2 separate regions of the Homo sapiens genome follow, and region 2 is linked to region 1. The links are chromatin contacts, found by Hi-C or POLR2A ChIA-PET in ENCODE. All regions are on one chromosome and are shown on one strand. The core of a region is the stretch at or near the end of the contact, and the rest is flanking DNA. Distances in the headings are between cores, read along the strand shown. Region 1 has its middle 30 kb from the start of SUPT20HL2. Region 2 overlaps PDK3 (pyruvate dehydrogenase kinase 3).

What was found. Hi-C counts contacts between places; a loop is a spot of excess contacts on that map. ChIA-PET counts read pairs that join two places held with the same protein, here RNA polymerase II (POLR2A). Pooled maps may share reads with other maps.
Region 2: a loop to region 1 is called in a map of A673, with 2.0 times the contacts of the local background. The contact joins two enhancer-like sites. A Hi-C loop is called at or near these places in 1 of 168 maps with a recorded cell type or tissue (A673) and 6 of 50 pooled maps. POLR2A ChIA-PET finds 5 or more read pairs at or near these places in 1 of 52 experiments (WTC11).

The regions. Positions count from the first base shown.
Region 1 is chrX:24,281,219-24,286,416 of GRCh38, forward strand. No RefSeq gene overlaps it. Among named protein-coding and RNA genes, the nearest start is that of SUPT20HL2, 30 kb to the right of the region's middle. Within about 2 kb of position 1,341, at least 2 of the 41 ENCODE cell types and tissues checked have a DNase peak (open chromatin) inside an H3K27ac peak, as active enhancers do.
Region 2 is chrX:24,491,803-24,496,614 of GRCh38, forward strand. It overlaps PDK3 (pyruvate dehydrogenase kinase 3), which reads left to right. Exons shown (of 11, transcript NM_005391.5): 2 at 2,940-3,081. Among named protein-coding and RNA genes, the nearest start is that of PDK3, 29 kb to the left of the region's middle. RefSeq lists an enhancer at 1-395. Within about 2 kb of position 3,014, at least 7 of the 41 ENCODE cell types and tissues checked have a DNase peak (open chromatin) inside an H3K27ac peak, as active enhancers do.

The DNA of each region.
Region 1 (5,198 bases), core at 91-2,590:
TAGATTTGGGGACCATCTCCTGAAATGGAGAATACTGGACAAAGACCAGTATGGTCAATTGGGATATTGGGAGTTTCTTTGTAGGCCCCCATTTTGGTGATTCCCCGCTGCTGTAGGTTGAGGAGAGAAAGAGAGAAGCCTAATTTACTCAAACAGGGAATGATATATGTATTAGAGAAGCCAGTCCATCGGGGGCAGTCTGAACTGGGCTGGGAATGTTTGGTCTCTACAAGATAGTATGGGCTGAAAATTACATATGCGTCTCCCTGGGCAGAGAGGGAGGCGGAAGGGAGGCTGGGTATGAAAAAGTGAGTTTGAGGCTTGCCAAAGATTTGCCATGGGTTCATCATCTCTGATCAAAGGAGAACAAATTCTACTTAAAAGGCAGGAAATTAGAAAATTAATTGACTTAACTGCAATGTACATACCCCATACACAACATATTGGTCTCAAAAGTTGTCTGTGGTTGTGATTTTCATAAAGCAGTGGCTCTAATCCTGGCTGTACATTAGAATCTCTTTAGAGTCTCACTCTGTCACCCAAGCTGGAGAGCAGTGGTATGATCTCAGCTCACTGCAACCTCCACTTCCTGGGTTCAAGCGACTCTCCTGGCTCAGCCTCCCAAGCAGCTGGGTCTACAGGCATGTGCCACCATATCCAGCTAATTTTTATATTTTTATTAGAGATGGGTTTTCACTATGTTGGCCAGGCTGATCTTGAACTCCTGACCTCAGATGATCCACCCACCTTGGCCTCCCAAAGTGCTGGCATTACAGGTGTGAGCCACCGTGCCCGGCAGTAATCTCTTGAGGGCATTTATAAAACACCACTGCCCAGAATTTACCCCCAGCCAGTGAATTGAAATCTTTGGGAGTAGGGTTCAGTTACCAGTGTTTTTCTTCCAAAGCTCTCCTCAGATTATTCCGACGTATAACTATGGTGTGTGAAAACCATTGGTAAAGAGCAATTTATACATAGCTCATGTCATTTGAAAATGGCCATTTTGGTAAGCTGTTGCTCTTCCAGTAATAATTTTAAATGAAGCAATACCTTGAACCAAGAAAAAACAATTTGTCTTGATTTTGAGCGCTTTTTCATACCACAATGTATTAAATGTGTCCATCATTCAATGGCAGTTTTTCACAAGGAAATCTCCTTAAAACAGAACTCACCAGCCAATTCATGTCCAAACTACTCGGTGGACGACCTAATGTATTACTTTTCAGCAGATCGATTCTACCAGAGATGGAACCGCCACTGTGAAAAATGTCCTTGCTTTTCTTACTGGTGTCGAATGGCAGCTCCTGGTCTGTCTCAGCTCAGAACACTCAGTGGCTTGCAAAGCCAGCTGTTTTCACGGTCGACTGTTTCACACAGCTTGGTCAGAACCACATTAATGGGAACCCTGCCGCTGCTGAACTATGAAATTTCCTGATTAAGGAAATGAGAGGAAATAAGACATTAACTAGCACCTACACAGGGCACACAAACTTGGGGAGTTTTTTTTTTTTTTTTTTCATTCTTCGAGAGAATTAAAAGCAGAAGATGCTGCTGTTACAATTCCCTGAAATAAGATGCCAGAACCAAGGACGAACATTTAACAGCTGTTTTGGAACTGATTCTGGGAATAAACAAAAAGCTGCCTATGGTTTTGCCACAGTTAAAAAGCACAGACTCTGTGATTCATACACAGTCTATATCATGTGAATGGAGCCAAAGGAATGATACCAAGAAAAGACAATGACAAAAAGGGAGGTTTAATCGTCATGATGGTTGCAATTATAATTAAATGTTAACTTGAGAAGAGGATTGCTTCACTCTGCTAAGGACGCCAAGGATTTGAGGGGTGTCTACAGCAAGTGGACCAAAGGCTGTTGAAATTTCTCTCCCTACTCAAAGAACTTCAAACTTTAACCTATTAATATTTATAAAATAGAGAGAAGGAAAATATTATTTTGATAGCTGGTATGAAAATTCTTAGAAGGTTTCAATTCTCTCTCCTCCTTTCCCTTCTTCCCTCTAGGTCTCCCTCCCTCCTTTCTCTCTTGCCTTCCTGCCTTACATTAAAAAAAAAAAGCCTGTTTAGAGTAGAAGCTGAGATGGCAAGGGGCCTAAGTATGAACAGAACTGCTTGGCATGAAACAAGGAAAGAAATTTGTGTTTTGAACCAGAGAGAGAGAAGAGAGAAAAGTAAAATGAGAAAATGGAGTAAGAAAATGGGCTGAGGAATATGGGGTATACTCTGTAACCCCCAAATCTTCAGTGAAGTTCTAAAGTCACAAAATGCTCATGGGGACAGTGGGGGTGGGGGTAGTCAGGGATCTTGTGCAACAACCGGGAAAGGGTCTGACCTTTGGCAAGGGAAGGAATCAAGAACACATGCAGAGACAACAAATTAGGGCCATGAATTAGGGCCAGGATTTGCAGAAATTGTAGGAAGGGCTGTGGATTCTCATTGTCTGTGACACCTGGGGTTTCAGCCAAGTTTACCTTAACCTCTGAAGGCCAGAGCAGCTTCATCTGGGATATATTTGCAAGGATTTGAGAGAAGTTTCTTATACGGACACAGTCATTGGATTTATAGTCCACCCTAAATCCAGTTTTTCATTTAAGCTACATGGCTGTGAAGCCACGCTGTGGTTTTTCATTGAGTTCTGTACACTGTATTTTTTGAGTCATACCTGGAATCATGATCAAGTTTCCATGGGGCACAGGAATCTCTAATGCATGCTTCCCAATTCTGACTGCATTAGGAGTGGAAGAGGTTAGACAATATTCATTATCTGGCCAACCACCTCAATCCATCCACCCATGAACTCAGCAAGCATACGGAACACTTTCTATGTTTAAGGCACTTGTCGACAAAGATGGACAAGACCTAGATCCTCATCTCAAGGAGCTTAGTCTAATGACACATGTAGTGCTGTTGAATTGTGCTCACCCAAAAAGATATGTCCAGGTCCTAACTCTGGTACCTATGAATGTGGCCTTATTTGAAAATATGGCCTTTGCAGACATAATTAAGGATCTCAGGATAAGAACATTCTGGATTTAGGGTGGGTTATAAATCTGATGACAGTGTCCTTTTAAGAGACAGAAAAGGAAGACACAGAGAAAAAGATGGCCAAGGGAAGATGGAGGCAGAGCGACTCATGCCGCTACAAGCCAAGGAAAATCGAGGGTTTTTCCTTTAAGCTATGTGGCTGTGAAGCCATGCAGTGGTTTTTCATTGCGTTCTGTGCACTAAATTTTTTGAGCAATACTTGGAATAATGATCAGGTTTCCTCGGAGCACAGGAATCTCTAATTTTTCCCACTGAGGCCTTCAGAGGGAACCAGCTCTGCTGACACCTTGACTTTGGATTTCTGGGCTCCAGACTGTGAGAGAATAAATTTCCAGTGTGTTTTTTTGTGTGTGTTTTGGGGGGGGTGGTGGTGGTGGGGAGACAGAGTCTTGCTCTGTCGCCCAGGCTGGAGTGCAGTGGCGTGATCTTGGCTCACTGCAACTTCTGCCTCCCAGGCTCAAGCGATTCTCATGCCTCAGCCTCCGAGTAGCTGGGATTACAGGTGCCCGCCACCATGACTGGCTAATTTTTGTATTTTTAGTAGAGACGGGGTTTCACCATGTTGGCCAGGCTGGTCTCGAACTCCTGACCTCAGGTGATCTGTCTGCCTTGGCCTCCCAAAGTGCTGGGATTACAGGCATGAACCACCACACCCGGCAGAATTTGTTGTTTTAAGCCACTCAGTTTGTGGTTATTTGTTACGGCAGCACTTAGGAAACCAATACAGCAACTTGTACTGCAGTAGCTAGGTACCAGGCAGAAAGGGGTAAATGCCACAACAAAAGTATAAGATGCTTTGACAGTTTGGATGGAGAAGAGCTGACTTAAAGTTGGTGAGAGTGCAGGAGAGGCGGCGGTTCAGAGAGGTTTTATGGTGGTGGCAACATTTGGGCTGAATCTGAGGGAAAACATATGATTTTGACATTCAGAGATGGTGGTGTAATAAATTGGTCACATGGTTCTAGTTAACTCCACTTATCTCATCACATAGAACATCGGTGTGGCTATCAAGGAAGCAGATAGCACCCTCTGGTGCAAATGTGAAAACACTCCTCAACAATATCACCCATCCTCACTAAATTTGTTTTTGAGACAGGGTTTCACTCTGTCGCCCAGGCTGTAGCACAATGGCACGATCATGGCTCACTGTAGCCTTGACTTCCCAGGCTCAGCTGATCTTCCCACCTCAGCCTCCTGAGTAGCTGGAACTGCAGGTACTCACCACCATGCCCAGCTAATTTTATGTTTTGTAGAAATGGGGTTTCACCATATTGCCCAGGCTGGTCTCGAACTCCTGGGCTCATGCCATCCTCCTGCCTCAGTCTCCCAAAGTGCTGGGATTACAGGTGTGAGTCATTGCGCCTGGCCGCTAAATAATTTAACAGCTTTACTGAGGTATAATGGATACACACAGAACTGTACATATTTAATACATACAATCTGAAGTGTTTGAGCCTACGCAAATACCCCATGATGCCATCATCTTGATGGTATCAACAGACATATCCAACACCTCCCAAAGTTTTCTTGTGTCCCTTTTGTCTTGTAGTAACCTCTTAAAATGAGATTGACCCTGTCACCCTGAAATGGAGTCTCCCTCTGTCACCCAGGCTAGAGTGCAGTGGTGCAATCTGGGCTCGCTGCAACCTCCACCTCCTGGGTTCAAGCGATTCTCCTGCCTCAGCATCCCAGGTAGCTGGGATTACAGACGTCCACCACCATGCCCAGCTAATTTTTGTATTTTTACTAGAGATGGGGTTTCACCATGTTGGCCAGGCTGGTCTCAAACTCCTGACCTCAAGTGATCTGCCCACCTCGGCCTCCCAAAGTGTTAGGATTACAGGCATGAGCCACTGCACCCAGCCCTGTTAATAGATTTTTAAGCACACTATACCGTATTAAGTGTAGGTACAATGTTGTGCAGGTCTCTAGAATGTATTCATCAAGCAATCTGAAACTTTAGACCCATTGAACAGCAACACTACATCTCCCCTACTCCTCAGCCCCTGGCAGCCACTATTGTATTCTCTGCTTCCTTGCTCTCTGCAAATCTGACTCTTTTAGATAGCCCTGGCTATGCCAGACACTGGGGTTCCCCCTCTCTCCCCTGGAACTGTATTTCTGCTGAGTGTCT
Region 2 (4,812 bases), core at 1,764-4,263, 210 kb after region 1:
AAATTAGCCAGCTGTCCCACCTACCTGGGAGGCTGAGGTGGCAGGATCACTTGAGCCCAGGAGGTTGAGGTGGTAGTAAACCGTGATTGTACCACTGCACTGCAGCCTGGGTGACAGAGTGAGACCCTGTCTCCAAAAGCAAACAAACCCAGAAGAACCGGTTTCAAGTTTGGTCAAAGGAGAGAGTCTTTGTCATCCCACAGTGAGAACATCAATGTTTCTTTTGTGATTTAAAGATAATTTCCTTTCTGTTTAGCCAGGATGCAAAGTATTTTTCCTGGCATGTGAAAAGCTAGACTTTTATTTTAACTTAGATAATAGGGAATTCATTTTATAATGAGATTCACTGTGATAAATATCAGCAATTTTATTGCATTTAAAATTAAAATTATATTCATCCAGAACCTTTTAGGAATAATATACAGATGCTCCTTGACTTACAGTGGGGTTACATCCTGATGAATCCATCATAAGTCGAAAATATTGTAACTCAAAAATGCACTTGGCCAGGCACAGTGGCTCATGCCTGTAATGCCAGCACTTTGGGAGGCCAAGGTGGGTGGATCACTTGAGGTCAGGAGTTCGAGACCAGCCTGGCCAACATGATGAAACCCTATCTCTACTGAAAACACAAAAATTAGCCAAGCATTGTGACGGGCGCCTGTAATCCCAGCTACTCGGGAGGCTGAGGCACGAGAGCCGCTTGAACCTGGGGGGTGGAGGTTGCAGTAAGCGGAGATCATGCCACTGCACTCCAGCCTGGGTGACAGTGAGATTCTGTCTCAAAACAAAAAAGCCCTTAATAATTAGATAAACCCATCATAAAGTGAGAAGATTAAACAATCAAAAAATCATAAGTTGAACTGTTTTAAGTTGGGGACTGTCTCTATATTATTTGAAGCAAAATGACCAGAGCTGGCTGGGCGCGGTGGCTCATGCCTGTAATCCCAGCACTTTGGGAGGCCGAGGCGGGTGGATCACGAGTCAGGAGATGGAGACCATCCTGGCTAACACAGTGAAACCCCGTCTCTACTAAAAATACGAAAAATTAGCCAGGCGTGGTGGTGGGTGCCTGTAGTCCCAGCTACTTGGGAGGCCGAGGCAGGAGAATCACTTGAACCCAGGAGGCGGAGGTTGCAGTGAGTCGAGATCATGCCATTGCACTCCAGCCTGGGCGACAGAGCAACACTCCGTCAAAAAAAAAAAAAAAATGACCAGAGTCATTTTAAATGTTAATTGCCTAAGGCCAAATGAATGTGTATAGAATAGATGTTGGAAGGTCATTGTGGGGGCATTACACCCCTTCTCCTCTTACTTGAAGTGGGTATTTGGGGATTGAGGTACTTATCACAGTGAAAGTATGAAGGAGAAAAGTGAATCATCATTTAGTTAAAAGATTTACCAAAGGCCTTCAATATACTCACTTAGGATGAGGGAAATGAGGGATGGATTATTTCAGACTTTCATCTTTTATTGTAACTTTTTTGAGAATGGAGAAGGGGGTCAGGGATGAGTGGGGAAGAAAGGTTCTGCAGATTACTTTCTAGATTAGGTTCTTTTTTTCAAGTTTTATTTGGTAGGGAGAGCAAATGAATAAACCAGAATATGACTGGAAGTGTTAGAAAATTGGATTCACTTCTGAATCTCTGACTTGCTGCCTTCATGACGTACAGAAGAATAAGGAGAGTTTGGAAGAGAAAATTGTTAAATGGCTCTGCTCGTCTCTCTCTGGGCCTGGCCATGATGTTGCCCATTTCTGTGCAGCCTCCAGGGAATATGGAGCAGCAAAGAGGCCTAGGCAGGGCGAGGGAGATGGGATGGACCCCTCAATACCACGGAGACCGGAAGGACCAGTGTTTGTCCAACACTTGCTCCGTGTCAGCCTCCATGCACAGTATCACATTTAGTCCTTACACAAACTAGTTTTATCCCCATTTTACAGATTAAGGCAGCTGAGACTCAGAAGTGAAGAAGCTTACCAAAGGTTTCACAACCTGCAAATGGAGGAGTTGGGGCTGGAGAACATTTCTGTCTCCAAAGCTCATGCCTTTTCTATCAGGCCCTCCACTCCCAGCCACCATGGAGTTTCCAGCAGGGCTGGGGGTTGCAGGCCAGGCTGATGCTAGAACTCTTCCTGCCACATGACAGCAGGGGAAAGAGCTCAGGTTTCCTCTTTTAAGTGGCCAGGTATGTTTCCTCTCATGGCGTCTTGTTTATGTAAATTTTATGCACAGCTAGCTCAGGGAAGCCTCCAGAAGGCACTGACCTCCTTCCTTATGGTCAACCCACATCTTACCCTCTCCGATGTGGCATGGTAGATCACTCTGCCTCTGAGTATACCCAGGAGATAGTTTCTCTGGCATGTTTCTCTGGCACATGCCAACCCTGTGTCTCAGTCAGAGCCCCTCCTCTGGAAGCACAGGGTCTCTGGGGTCTGTGGCTACTTCCCAGAGGGGCAGAGCTATGGTCCCTGAAGAAACACACTGGAGGAAAATCTTAGGAAACAGTTGGCACACACAGTAGGTAAATAATTGTGAAATGAATGGATCCGTTGCCTCCTGGAAAGCCCTATGAATGGGAGTGGATTTACACGTTCTGTTACCTTTGTACTTGGCAGTTTTCCCATGGTGTTTATTTGAAAACAAGTTCAGATTATATCCCAGGTCACTTTTGTATTGCCGCTGGTAACACTAGGAACGTTTTTGTGTTAAGAAAAAAAAACTGCTTTCAAAGTTGCCTCTTGTAATGAATGTTCTTTTTCTCTGCTAATTAACTTATTTTCTTGAACTTGCTATTTCAAAGGATAAAAATTCAACTAGAGACTGCAGGATTATTTAATTTTCTCTTTCCAACCAGTAGTAACCGTGCTACCGTGGGAGCACTTTATTTCTCCATCTGTTAGACTATAAAATCATGGAACATTTTTCATGTCTTAATAGGGAGAGATAATGCATGTGAGAAAACTTCATATATGTTTCTACGAAAGGAACTTCCTGTGCGGCTGGCTAACACAATGAGAGAAGTTAATCTTCTGCCGGATAATTTACTTAACCGCCCTTCAGTGGGATTGGTTCAGAGTTGGTAAGTAAACAATGTGGCTTAAAATGGATCTTCCCACAATGCTGTGAACATTTGGCAGCGAGACCATTCTCTGTAAAAGTGCACATACTGCCCGTCTAGGTAGGAATGAGTCATTTGGGATAGCTGGGTTTTCCATGCAATTAAAAGTTGTTTTGTTTTTTTTCTTTTAGAGCTGTTTGTTTTAAAGTTGTTTTAGTGAAAATGCTTGTTAAGTTATACTAGACACTTTCCTGAGTTTTTCTTGTGTGTGGTGGGATTGCAGTTCTTCTGACAGGATATTTGCTGCTTTTATCAAGTCTTAACCTTACTCCTTTCGTTTTCCTTGTAAAGACATTCCTTGAAGTCAGTACTTCTTGTAGAACAAATTAAGTCATTTAAAGGGGAACCTCAGATTGGAAAAATATCAGTTCCCTCCTTTGCTTCATTTGCTCCATGAAAAGTAGGAAAAATTTTGACAGAGTATAACATAAACTTAAATCAGTTATAGCTCTGATGCTTAAAGCATATGTCATTTAACTGAAGAAGTTGAATTTGTGACACAAAGTCCTGGGCCACCCGTGCTTTTGACTGAGTGGCTAGACATTGAGTTTCCATGCCCCTTTTCTCAGATTTGATAATTTGCTAGAACGGCTCACAGAACTCAGGAAGATACTTCACCTATGTTTATAGGTTTATTAGAAAGGGTACAATTCAGGAACAGCCACATGGGAGAGATGCATAGGGCAAGGTATGGGGGGACACATGGAGCTTCCATGCCCACTCTGGGCACACCACCCTCCCAGTACCCCCATATGTTCACCAACCTGGAGACTCTCTGATGGTCGTTCAAGGGTTTTGATAGAGCTCAATCTCCAGCCCTCTCCCCTCCCCAGAGGTTGAGGGTAGAGCTGAAAGTTGCAGTCCTCGAATCACTTGGCCTTTCTGGTGACCAGCCCCATCCTGAGGCTATCTAGAGGTCCCGTCCTAAGTCACCACATTAGCATAAACTCAGGTGTGGTCAAAGGCGGCTCCTTATGGATAGCAGAAGACAATCCTATCATTCAGGTAGTTCCAAGGGTTTTGGGAGCTCTGTCCAGGAAGCAGGGACAAAGACCAAATGTACTTAAATGTGTTATATTATTCCGGCAAAGTATAGGCTTGAACAAATTGCTATGTCAACTCTATTGTTTGGTTTTTGTCTTTTAACTGTTCCTTTTCCGTATCCATTCCAAACAAATGCATGCCATTTCTTCCTTCTTGTTTCTTAAACATTCTATTTTGAAATACTTTCCTACTTAACAGAAGGGTTGTAAAACTGGTAGAAAGAATTCCAGTATACCTTCACGTAGATTCACTAATTGTTAACATTGTTAACATTTGGCAACGTTCTACCATTGTCATTCAGATTCTCTCTCTCTGTCTCACTCTCTGCATACACACACACACACACACACACACGTGCGTGCACACATATATATAATCTATGTCTATATATGGTACACACACCCATATATGGTACACATACACGATGTCTACATCATGCCCCTTTGCCCTAAATACTTTAGCATGTATTTCATTGGAACAGGTCTCAGAAAACCACAATGTGATCATCAAATTTGGGAAATTTAACATTGATACAGTAATGTCTTCTAATATGTAGAACTTGTTCTCACTTTACTACTAATTGTCCTGATACTACCCCCATCTTTTTTTTTTTTTTTTTTTTTTTGCAGTTTCTCCTCCTGATTTAGG